Regions from separate parts of the Homo sapiens genome. Here all the other regions are linked to region 2. The links are chromatin contacts, found by Hi-C or POLR2A ChIA-PET in ENCODE. All regions are on one chromosome and are shown on one strand. The core of a region is the stretch at or near the end of the contact, and the rest is flanking DNA. Distances in the headings are between cores, read along the strand shown.

The links. A loop is a pair of places that touch in the nucleus more often than their neighbours do. ChIA-PET counts read pairs that join two places held with the same protein, here RNA polymerase II (POLR2A). Pooled maps may share reads with other maps.
Region 1: a map of Right ventricle myocardium inferior shows a loop between it and region 2 (2.2-fold over the local background). The contact joins two enhancer-like sites. A Hi-C loop is called at or near these places in 3 of 168 maps with a recorded cell type or tissue (A673, Right ventricle myocardium inferior and endodermal cell) and 2 of 50 pooled maps. POLR2A ChIA-PET finds 5 or more read pairs at or near these places in 2 of 52 experiments (GM12878 and PC-3).
Region 3: a pooled map shows a loop between it and region 2 (2.3-fold over the local background). The contact joins the promoter of LINC02628 here to the enhancer-like site in region 2. A Hi-C loop is called at or near these places in 1 of 37 single-sample maps with no recorded cell type and 2 of 50 pooled maps.

What each region holds. Positions count from the first base shown.
Region 1 is chr10:33,799,095-33,802,328 of GRCh38, forward strand. No RefSeq gene overlaps it. Among named protein-coding and RNA genes, the nearest start is that of LINC00838, 28 kb to the left of the region's middle. Within about 2 kb of position 1,682, at least 7 of the 41 ENCODE cell types and tissues checked have a DNase peak (open chromatin) inside an H3K27ac peak, as active enhancers do.
Region 2 is chr10:33,717,924-33,721,378 of GRCh38, forward strand. No RefSeq gene overlaps it. Among named protein-coding and RNA genes, the nearest start is that of LINC00838, 53 kb to the right of the region's middle. Within about 2 kb of position 1,513, at least 3 of the 41 ENCODE cell types and tissues checked have a DNase peak (open chromatin) inside an H3K27ac peak, as active enhancers do.
Region 3 is chr10:33,599,524-33,602,975 of GRCh38, forward strand. LINC02628 (long intergenic non-protein coding RNA 2628) reads right to left here and starts at 1,507. Exons shown (of 4, transcript NR_187516.1): 1 at 1,460-1,507.

The DNA of each region.
Region 1 (3,234 bases), core at 432-2,931, 81 kb after region 2:
AAGTTAGTGTGTGGGTCAGAAAATTCCATCTTTCTAATGGCTTGGTCTTTCCTCAGCCCCAACCTGAGGCTATTTAGGGACCCCACCCTAAGTTACCTCATTAACATAAACTTAGGTGTGATCAAAAGGGGTTCATTATGAATAACAAAAGACATTCCTATCACTCAGGAAATTACCAGGGTTTAGGAACTCAGTATCAGGAACCAGGGGCAAAGGCCAAATATATTTCATATTAAACCACTTTGAAGCAAAGGAGAGATGTGTCCCTCCTGAAAGGAGGCCACCTTCCACTTATCTTTTATATAAGCTGAGAGGGTCTCAGCTCAAACCGTGCTTCCCAGAGCCCAGAACTCCTGAGCTCATGTCCTACAAGCAGTTTTCTCTGGGGTTAATACAGCATTAGTAGTCACTCAGGACATTTACAATGGGCTGGAGGCCTTTATATAAAACACTTTGACATTTTTATTGTCTCTCTTTAAAGAAATATTTGCACAACAATTTTTATTTTATTAATAGGTACATTTTTCTTGCAGCAAGAAAGGATTATTTGCAGACACTAAAGTATTTACTTTTCCCATAACCTTGAAAGTATTGGCCTCGGGTTTGGAATTCACTTTCCCTATCAGGAAAGTGGGATAGAGAAAATTCCTCAAACGTGACCAGTGAAGATTAACAGGCCAATTTGGGAGCTTGCTTTTTAGCACCACCAGTCACGTTAACATTTTTGGCTTGCCAGAGCAAAAAGGGCACATTCTGACCTTTGTACATTACCCTCTCTCATTACCATGCTTCCCTTCAAAAGGAGCCAGGGAAGCCCACAGATATGGAGAACCAGAGAAGAAGCAGAAAAGATTGCAGCTGATCCTGAGTTGATGCAAAAAATAATAATAATAAGGCAATAAAAAAGCATCAAAAGCCAAGGATGTTACTGTTAAATTAGACATTTATTTATTTATTTATTTATTTTGAGACAGAGTCTTGGTCTGTAGCCCAGGCTGGAGTGTAGTGGCACAACCTTGGCTCTGCAACCTCCTCCTCTCAGGTGCAAGTGATTCTTCTGTCTCAGCCTCCTGAGTAGTTGATATTACAGGCACCCACCACCACACCCGGCTAATTTTTGTATTTTTAGTGGAGACGAGGTTTCACGATGTTGACCAGGCTGGTCTCGAACTCCTGGCCTCAAGTGATTCACACCTCACACTCCCAAAGTGCTAGGATTACAGGCGTGAGCCACTACAGTCGGCCTAAATGAGACTTTTAAATATGCTATAGATATCAGAGGAGTTTTAGTGCAATTGTCTCCTTAAATTTGTCAGGGAAATCATTAATCATTGGATGTTAAATGTATACAGATTGTTGAATAAATGAGCGGCACACGAAGACTGCATGATGATAATCCAAAAGGAAAAATGAGAAAGAGATGAGAGAAAGGAGAGAGGAGAGAAGGGGAAATTTCCTCTTTGCAGGCCACTCAAAACACGAAGCCAGCCTCTGGTTTCCAGTTTCATTATTTGGAGCCTTGCCTACCTAAATGGCAAGTCATTTTAAGAGCTTAAAAAAATCTTGCCAGGCACAAAGATAGACACATACTATGGGTATGCAGCAGCTTTTAATAGAAGTAAACTCGGGGCAGATATGAACATTGCGTAACTTCAGGCTTATGGTATCCACCTGATTGTCATTTGCCTAGCTGTCAGGGTCCCCTTGTCATCACTGGGTACCTGCGTGCACAGTCTGGCTGCAGAATCACATTCAGGGCAAAGGACGGTCCTGCCTTAATGGGGCTTCATGAGTATGACTTTACCATTTTCAATGGCAGGTAAAATCATTTTCCTCCTGCCTCCTAACAGCCATACCAGTCCAGGTTTAGAGGCACCGAACTCCACTTTCTCTTGCTGTTAGCATAATGGTAGGGTAAGGAAAAGCCAGCCACCCAGAGACAACCAACCAGATCAAGTAACCCAGACAGATAGAAATCTGTCAGAGAAGAATATTCCTTGGAACATGCTGTTTTTACATATCTTTTACTCACTGGCCATCTTACATAGTTAAAATTGTCAGTCATATAAAACTTCAATACCAAAACCTGACTCAGCCATCCTGGACCTGCTTTGCCTTCTAATCCTATTGTTCAGATGTTCCCATGTTACTTAGTCAATTATCCACCAAATATCTGATTGAACATCTATGCACTCAGGTCAAAATACTGTATAAAAAAACTACAGGATGCTAGGCACAGTGGCTCACACCTGTAATCCCAGCACTTTTGGAGGCAGAGGCAGGCAGGCTGATCACGTGAGCCCAGGAGTTCAAGACTAGCCTGAGCAACATGGCAAGACCTCATCTCTACTAAGAATACAGAAAATTAGCTGGGCCTGGTGGCATGTGCCTGTGGTCCCAGCTACTCAGGAGGCTGTGATGGGAGGATTGCCTGAGCCCAGAAATTCAAGGCTGCAGTGAGCTGAGACTGCACCACTGCACTCCAGCCTGGGCAACAGAGAGAGACACTGTCTCATAATAATAATAATAATAGAAATGAATGAGGTGTGGTCCCCTCCATCAAAGCCCATGTCCTTACCAAGCTTAATGTCTTTACACAAGAACGCTTAAATCACTTCTCCCTCTAGTCAAAGACAACCCGTATTATTTTCTTAGGCAGTTTGAGACTCTTAGAATCATCTCAGTCAACCTGAGTATGACCAACTTTCTTGAGAAACAAGTCCTTTTCTTACCCACCTACCACCCCTTCCAGATCTCCAGGCCATGTTCCAGCCAGTACTCATTGCTTCAGTGGTGATGGCCTCCTCATGTGTCTCAGTCAATCATTCATTGTGTAAACATTCCAGCAGCATCACATCACCCTTCTGAAGAAGTCACTGAAGCTCACCGCTGCCTGTAAAGTCAAATCTAGATTCACCTGAGGACAAATCAGATTAGGGCCACATCAAGGAACTAACATAAAATTAAGATATGTGGCATAACTTAAATAATTTAGCCAGTGAAATTCCTAGCCAGGTCTGAATGAGTTAAGTAAGAATCACATAAGAACTGGCCTCACCTGCAGTATTTGGGGCTGCATTAATTTTTGTGAGTGGCAGCCCACCTTTGTGCATATAAATTGGGTAATTACACGAGTAAATTGGAGTTTTTGCACTGAGAATCAGCACCTGGAAATAACAGAAGGCCAGAGAAAGCAGGCCAATTGAAACTTTTGCCCTTCATATTTGAAAGCAG
Region 2 (3,455 bases), core at 263-2,762:
GCAGATGGAGGTTTTGCAGTCCCAGCCAGCTCCAAGTGATGCTGGTGCTGCTGGCCTAGGACCACATTTGGAGCAGGAAGACTCTAGAGTTGTAGAAAAAGTATTCATAGGCCACCTATGTGATTGCATTTCATTTAATTCATGCCAAGTAATAAACTCATTCTATGCGAAAGCCAGCAAAAGAGAAAACTAAGCCATTCAACAAATAAGAAGAGAAATTAATAGGTCTTTTAGAGTCCGAATAAGAAAAGTCAATGGAGAAAATAGAACTTCATTTTCAAAAGATTTAAAAAGAAATAATCTCATAGTCTGTTAACATATTATATAAGGAAATAAAGAAATACATTAGGAATGAGAAGGGTAAGAAGAAATGTTACCTTTTATTAGAGCAGTAGTTCTTAAATTCTCAAATTTAGCATGCATCAGAATCATCTTAAAACACAGACAACCGGCCAGGCGCAGTGAATCACGCCTGTAATCCCAGCGCTTTGGGAGGCTGAGGCAGGCAGATCACCTGAGGTCAGGAGTTCGACATCACCCTGACCAACATGGAGAAACCCCATCTCTACTAAAAATACAAAATTAGCTGGGTGTGGTGGCACATGTCTATAATCCCAGCTACTCGGGAGGTTGAGGCAGAAGAATGGCTTGAACCCAGGATGTGGAGATTGCGGTGAGCCAAGATCATGCCATTGCACTCCAGCCTGGTCAACAAGAGCGAAACTCCAGCTCCAAACAAACAAACAAACAAACAAAAAACACTGACAATGATTCTGTGGTCTGGGACAGCCTGATGATTTGCATTTCTTACAAGTTCCCAGGTAATGCTGTTGCCCCTGGGCAGGGAACAGAGCTTGGAGAAACTGCATTAAGAGACTGGGGAAACTGCATTCAGAGACTGACAGATGACACGAAAAAATCACTATATTCTACCTCAGTCTCTATAAGACTGTGGGGCAGCCCTATAATAGAAGAAAGAGAAATGAACCAAAATAAGAGAAACAGTTAAAATCCATTCGAGGTCCCAACAACTTGAACTATATACACTTAAGAACATGTTCAGAGTAATTTCAGGATCATCAGCTATCATTTTCAAGATTTTTTGAAGGGTAAATGATTTGACCGAAGCAGGAATGGAACAACTTGGTTTCTTTTTCTAAATGGAAAAAGGAGTGACCCTGAAAAACCCTGGGCTTCTAAGTTTAACTTCGCTACATAGGAAGTTAGGGGGAAAAGACTGAGGAAATAATCACAAAATCTATTGTCAAGGCCTTGAAAAGAACAGGGCATTGAGTAATAACGAGGATGGCTTTCCAAAGAAAACGTGCTTTCCTACTGTTTTAGATTTGAAAAGGATCTTAGAATCACATGAGCCAGGCAGCTTATTTTAAAGATAAGAAAACTAATGTACAAAGAGATTTTTGTCCTCAAGGTCATACAGCTCGTTGGCAGCAAATATAGGCGAGGATCCAGTCTCCTGGGCCATTCACTGCCCTCACCATCCTGAAGCAGCTGTGGGTTCTGACGATTTCCACTGGTAGCCTCAGCTGCACCTAGGTCTTGAGCTAGTCTGATGAGGACAGGCTGCATATTGGGAGTCCCTGTGTGCATCATGGTGAGGTCAGCTGAGGCCCGGCATCCAAAGACCTCATCACCAGCCTTATGCCATATGCCACAACAGCCATCCAGACTCTTCTGGTTATCTGGGACAGAGGTGGCAGAGAGGCAGCTGGCTGTCCTGGGAAAGGCCTGCATCTAACTGTGCTGACTTTAACCAGACTGTTCACTCTGTTTGTGTAATTGGCTCATCAGTACCCCAGGGAAAAATCATCTAAAGTGTACGTTCATTCAGCCCAAAAAAGTAAGTGCCTACTATGCCTAAGGAGGCTCTGCAGTGAACAATGTGGAGCTTCAATCGGAAATAGATCTCTTTATCCCCACATGCTGAGTGGGTACATGGCTCATCAGACTGAGGCAGGGGAATAAGGGTCTGGAGCCAGGGAACCTAAGGCCCTTTCACACTGACTTCCTGGAACTAAATTGAAAGGAAAACCCTAACTTTCCATGCCTAAGTAACATAAGGACCAGAGGCTACTTCCCTTGCAAACCCTCACCTTTTCTGTGTGGCAGATGGGAAATTGAAAGTACTTCTGATTGGTTGCTTTTTGCAAGCAATCAGATGTTTGCATAGGAGTGTAACTTTGTAACTTTACTTCTGCCTCTGATTGGTTGGGGAAAGCAACCAATTGTGAGCCAAGTCTTCCTTTGCATAGAAGTGCAACTTTGTAACTTCACTTTAGCCTCTGATTGTTTGCTTTCCACAACCAATCAGACCGATTGGCACACTTCATTTACATGGGGTGAACACCAAGTGGCCAATGGAAGACCTCTAAGGGGGTATTTGGACCTGAGAAGATTCTGTATCCTGGGCCCTTGAATGGCTGCTCAGCCTGCTCCCACCCTGTGGAGTGTACTTTTGTTTTCAATCTCTGCTTTTGTTGCTTCATTCTTTCCTTGCTTTGTTTATGCATTTTGCCTAATTCATTGTTCAAAACACCAAGAACCTGGACACCCTCTATGGGTAACAAGATGATTGTACATTGCTGTGTCATCAAATGGGCACTCCAGACTCGTGGAACAGCATGAGTCTGTTCCATGCTTAGCATAGCACTTAGCATAGCCTTGGCAAACAGTGTACAACACAAAGAATGTTAGAGCCCTTCAAGGCTCTTACCTTCAGTTTTCAGGTGTGGAAATTATAGTGCAGAGAGGTGAAACAGCATAAAAGTAACAGCTTTTTGGTGAAGAGCTTGGACTGCACTCTGATGTTCTGGCTCATAACTCAGATTTTTCTACTTGACTGCATACTATGAAGACAGATCATATTAATATAAATTAAAGGCCTTCATATTACTGTCAAAGGGAAGGGAGAAAAGGTTTGGAATATGCGTGTTGGTCTCTCTGTTCTGTGAATAACAGGGGTTCTTCATAGCAAGCACAATTTCTCAACCAGCACATCGGAATCACCTGGAACCCTAAGATAACACCGATGCAAGGAATCCACCCAAGAGATTTGAATTCAATTATTTTGGGGTACAGCCTGAGCACCAGGGGCTTTAAAAGATTCCAGATGATTCTCATGTACAGTCAAAGTCGAGAGGCACTACTCTGCAGGAATTACCTTGAGTGCCTTTTGGCTTAATAGAGCCAGAGAGCTTCAGAGATTCTGGCAGTGAGGCATCTTGCAAAGACAGCATAGATTTCGATAACGAAATAAAATCCAAAATCCTCTGGTTTCTCTCTCTTGAAGAATTTCCGGGCAAGGGGAAGGGCAGGCCGACCAAGGGGCCTCTATTTCCTTCCCTGCTGCTGTGTAGCTGCTTCCTTAAGGGTTGTTTTTTTTGTTTGTTTGTTTTTTTCTCAAGGCTCAGATCAAATTGTAGCCCTAAACCCCA
Region 3 (3,452 bases), core at 257-2,756, 120 kb before region 2:
ACCATCAGATCTTGTGAGAACTCACTCACTATCACGAGAAAAGCATGGGGGAACCACCCCATGATTCAGTGATCTCCACCTGGCCTCACCCTTGACATGTAGAGATTATTACAATTTAGGGTGAGATTTGGGTGGGGACACAGACAACCCATATCACTGCCATTCTCAGATGTATCTCTTCCTTGGTCTCCTTGGAAGCCCTAAATGATGGACTGAATTTCTTTAGACTGAAGTACTGGATGCCCTGTTGAAGTACAGGTAAAAGCTGAGAGAGTGGGTCACTGCCAGGGGATGGTCTGGGCTTTGGTTGTTAAATGCCAAAGCTGCATCTCACCTTAAGCCAACTGCCTGAACTCTCTTTTCATCTTTTCCATAGTTCCTAGGTAGTCACAATTCACTTTTATTCATTCATCCATTAATTCTTTCATTCAGCACATTTATATTGAGGATCATTTACTTAGCATTATGCCCCAAAAATGCATTGTTGAAAAAGACAGATGTTCCTGCCCTTATGGAGATAAAATGGACATTAAACAGCCAATTACACACTAATGCAATCACTATTGATTTACTGATTCAATAATTATATATTAAGCAACTACTCTGTAGTAAGTACTATGCTTGGTGCTGGAAATTTAATAGTTAACAAAAATGTCACATTCTGTGCTTTCATGAAACATGGAACTCATAGTCTAATCAAATATGACATAAGAGAATATAAAATTGTATACGAGGTAAGTGCTACAAAGGAGACACAGCTCTATGAGTATAACAATAAATATAACTACAATAACTTTTAATAGATGTGCAATATAAAAAGAGTAAATTATGACATCGATGACATAAAATGTAAGGGGGGAGTAAAATTGTAGTTTTTATATGTGATCAAAGTTAAGTGGTTATCAGCTTAAAACAAGCTTTTACAAGATTGTTATTTAAGACTCATGGTAATCAGAAAGCAAAAATCTCTAGTAGAAAAACAAAAGATAAAGAGAAAGGAATCTAAGCATACCACTATAAAAAAAAAATCAGGCCAGGCACTGTGACTCACGCCTGTAATCTCAGCACTTTGGGAGGCCAAGGCAGGTCGATCATGAAGTCAGGAAGTTTGAGACCAGCCTGGCCAAGATGGTGAAACCCCATGTCTACTAAAAATACAATAATTAGCCGGGCACAGTGGCAGGCACCTGTGTAAAAAGTAAAGTAGATGTTCCTCTTCAAAGAGACTTTCCTCCCCATCTAATTAGGAATAAATAGTAACTTCTCCTAGAAGCAAAATTTATTCAAAGATCTGTGCTAACATTCTTCAATATCTGCTAGCCGTAATAAAGAAATCAATGTACTTTATGTTCTTAGCTCCCACTATTTAGCCTAAATATTTGCCCTGACAGGCTTATACTGGTTCAAGAAAGCATTAGGTCACAGCCTGTTCTTCCTCATTGTTTGAAGGTGTTTTTACCTTTCTCAGCATTCCACAAGTTACTTGCTCCTTCCTTTGTTCTCCTCTGCCTTTGTCTCTTTTTAAAAATTCTAAGTTGCTAGCCAATCGGGACAAATACAGAATGTGAGGTCCCATTCCAGCCAATGGAAATCGGACACAGCAGTAGGGTGGACGTGTCAGGTTATAAATGACCCTGTCTCCTTTGTTTGGTGTACTCGTCATGGCAAAACCGCTGGCGAGTGTACACTTTCTGCAGAAAGACAAATGGCCTTGCTGAGGAAATTAAATTTATGTTCAAGTCCTATTTCTTTATGGCACCAGGGAACAAGCATTTCTAACAGCCTGTAATCCCAGCTACTCAGGAGGCTGAGGCAGGAGAATCGCTTGAACCGGGAAGGCAGAGGTTGCAGTGAACTGAGATTACACCACCGCACTCCAGCCTGGTGACAAAGTGAGATTCCGTCTCAAAGTAGCAAACAAACAAACAAACAAACAAAAAATTAAATCATAAAGGAGAACTACAGAGAAACAATGGAACAAACTACAAAACAAGCAGAAAACAATCAACAAAATGACAGTGATAAGGCCTTACCTATTGATAATTACTTTAAATATAAATAGATTAAATTATCCAATCATAAAACATAGAAAGACTGAAGAGATTTAAGAAACAAAATTCAGCAATATACTGACTACAGAAGATTCACTTTAGCTTTAAGAATACACATAGGCTGAAAGCTAAAGGAATAGAAAAATACATTCTATGCAAATTGTAACCAAAAGAGAGCAGAGGTGGCCATGCATATATCAGGCAAACTAGACTTTAAGTGAAAAACTGTAAAAGAGATAAAGTCATCATATAATGATCAAAGGGCCAGTTCATCAAGAGGATACAATGATGAATTGTAAATACATATGTACCCAACTTCAGAGCATCTAAATATATAAAACAAATATTAACAGAACTGAAGAGAGAAATAGACAGCAACACGGTAATAGTTGGGGACTTTAATACCACACTTTCAACAATGACTAGATCATTCAGAAAGAAAATCAATAAGGAAACAGTGGACTTGAACAACGCATTAGACCAAATGGATCTGAAAGACATATATAGAACATTCTATCCAACAACAGCAGAGCGCGCATTCTTCTAAACAGCACACAGAATATACTCCAAAATAGAACATATGTTAGGCCACAAAATGAGTCTTAACAAATCGAAGAAGATTGAAGTCATATCAAGTATCCTTTCCAACCACAATAGTATGAAAGTAGAAATCAATAACAGAATGAAGATTGAAAAATTCACAAATATGTGGAAAAGAAACAACACACTCTTGAACAACTAATTAATTAGTCAAAGAAAAAATCAAAAGGGAAATATGAAAATACCTTGAGGTAAACAAAAATGGAAATACAGCATACCAAGATTTATGGGATACAGTAAAAACAGTTCTAAGAGGGAAGCTTATAGCTATAAATGCCTCCATTAAGAGAAAAGAAATGTGGCAAATAAAAATCTTTACAAGGAAGTAGAAAAAGAACAATAAACTAAGTCCGAAGTTAACAGGAGGAAGGAAATAATAAAGATCAGAGCATAAATAAATAAAATGGGGACTAGAAAAACAATAGAAAAGATCAATAAAGTTAACAGTTGGTTTTTTGAAAAGATACATGGAATTGGCTCTCTTAGCTAAACTAACTTAAAGAGATAGAGAAGACTCAAATAAATAAAATTGTAAATGAAAAAGGAGGCATTACACCTGATATCACAAAATGCAAAGGATCATAAAAGACGACCACGAACGATTATATGACAACAAACTGAATAACCTAGAAGAAATGGAATTTCTAGAAACACACAACCGACTGTAGGGGCCAAGGGAAAACTTTCCCTTTGCCCTCTGAAGGTTCACTGAAAATGAACTGAAAAGGGCGGATTAATAAAAGAAAAAGCATACAAATTTATCTATGTGCAAAGAGAGGGAAATCACAAAGTGCAATGAAG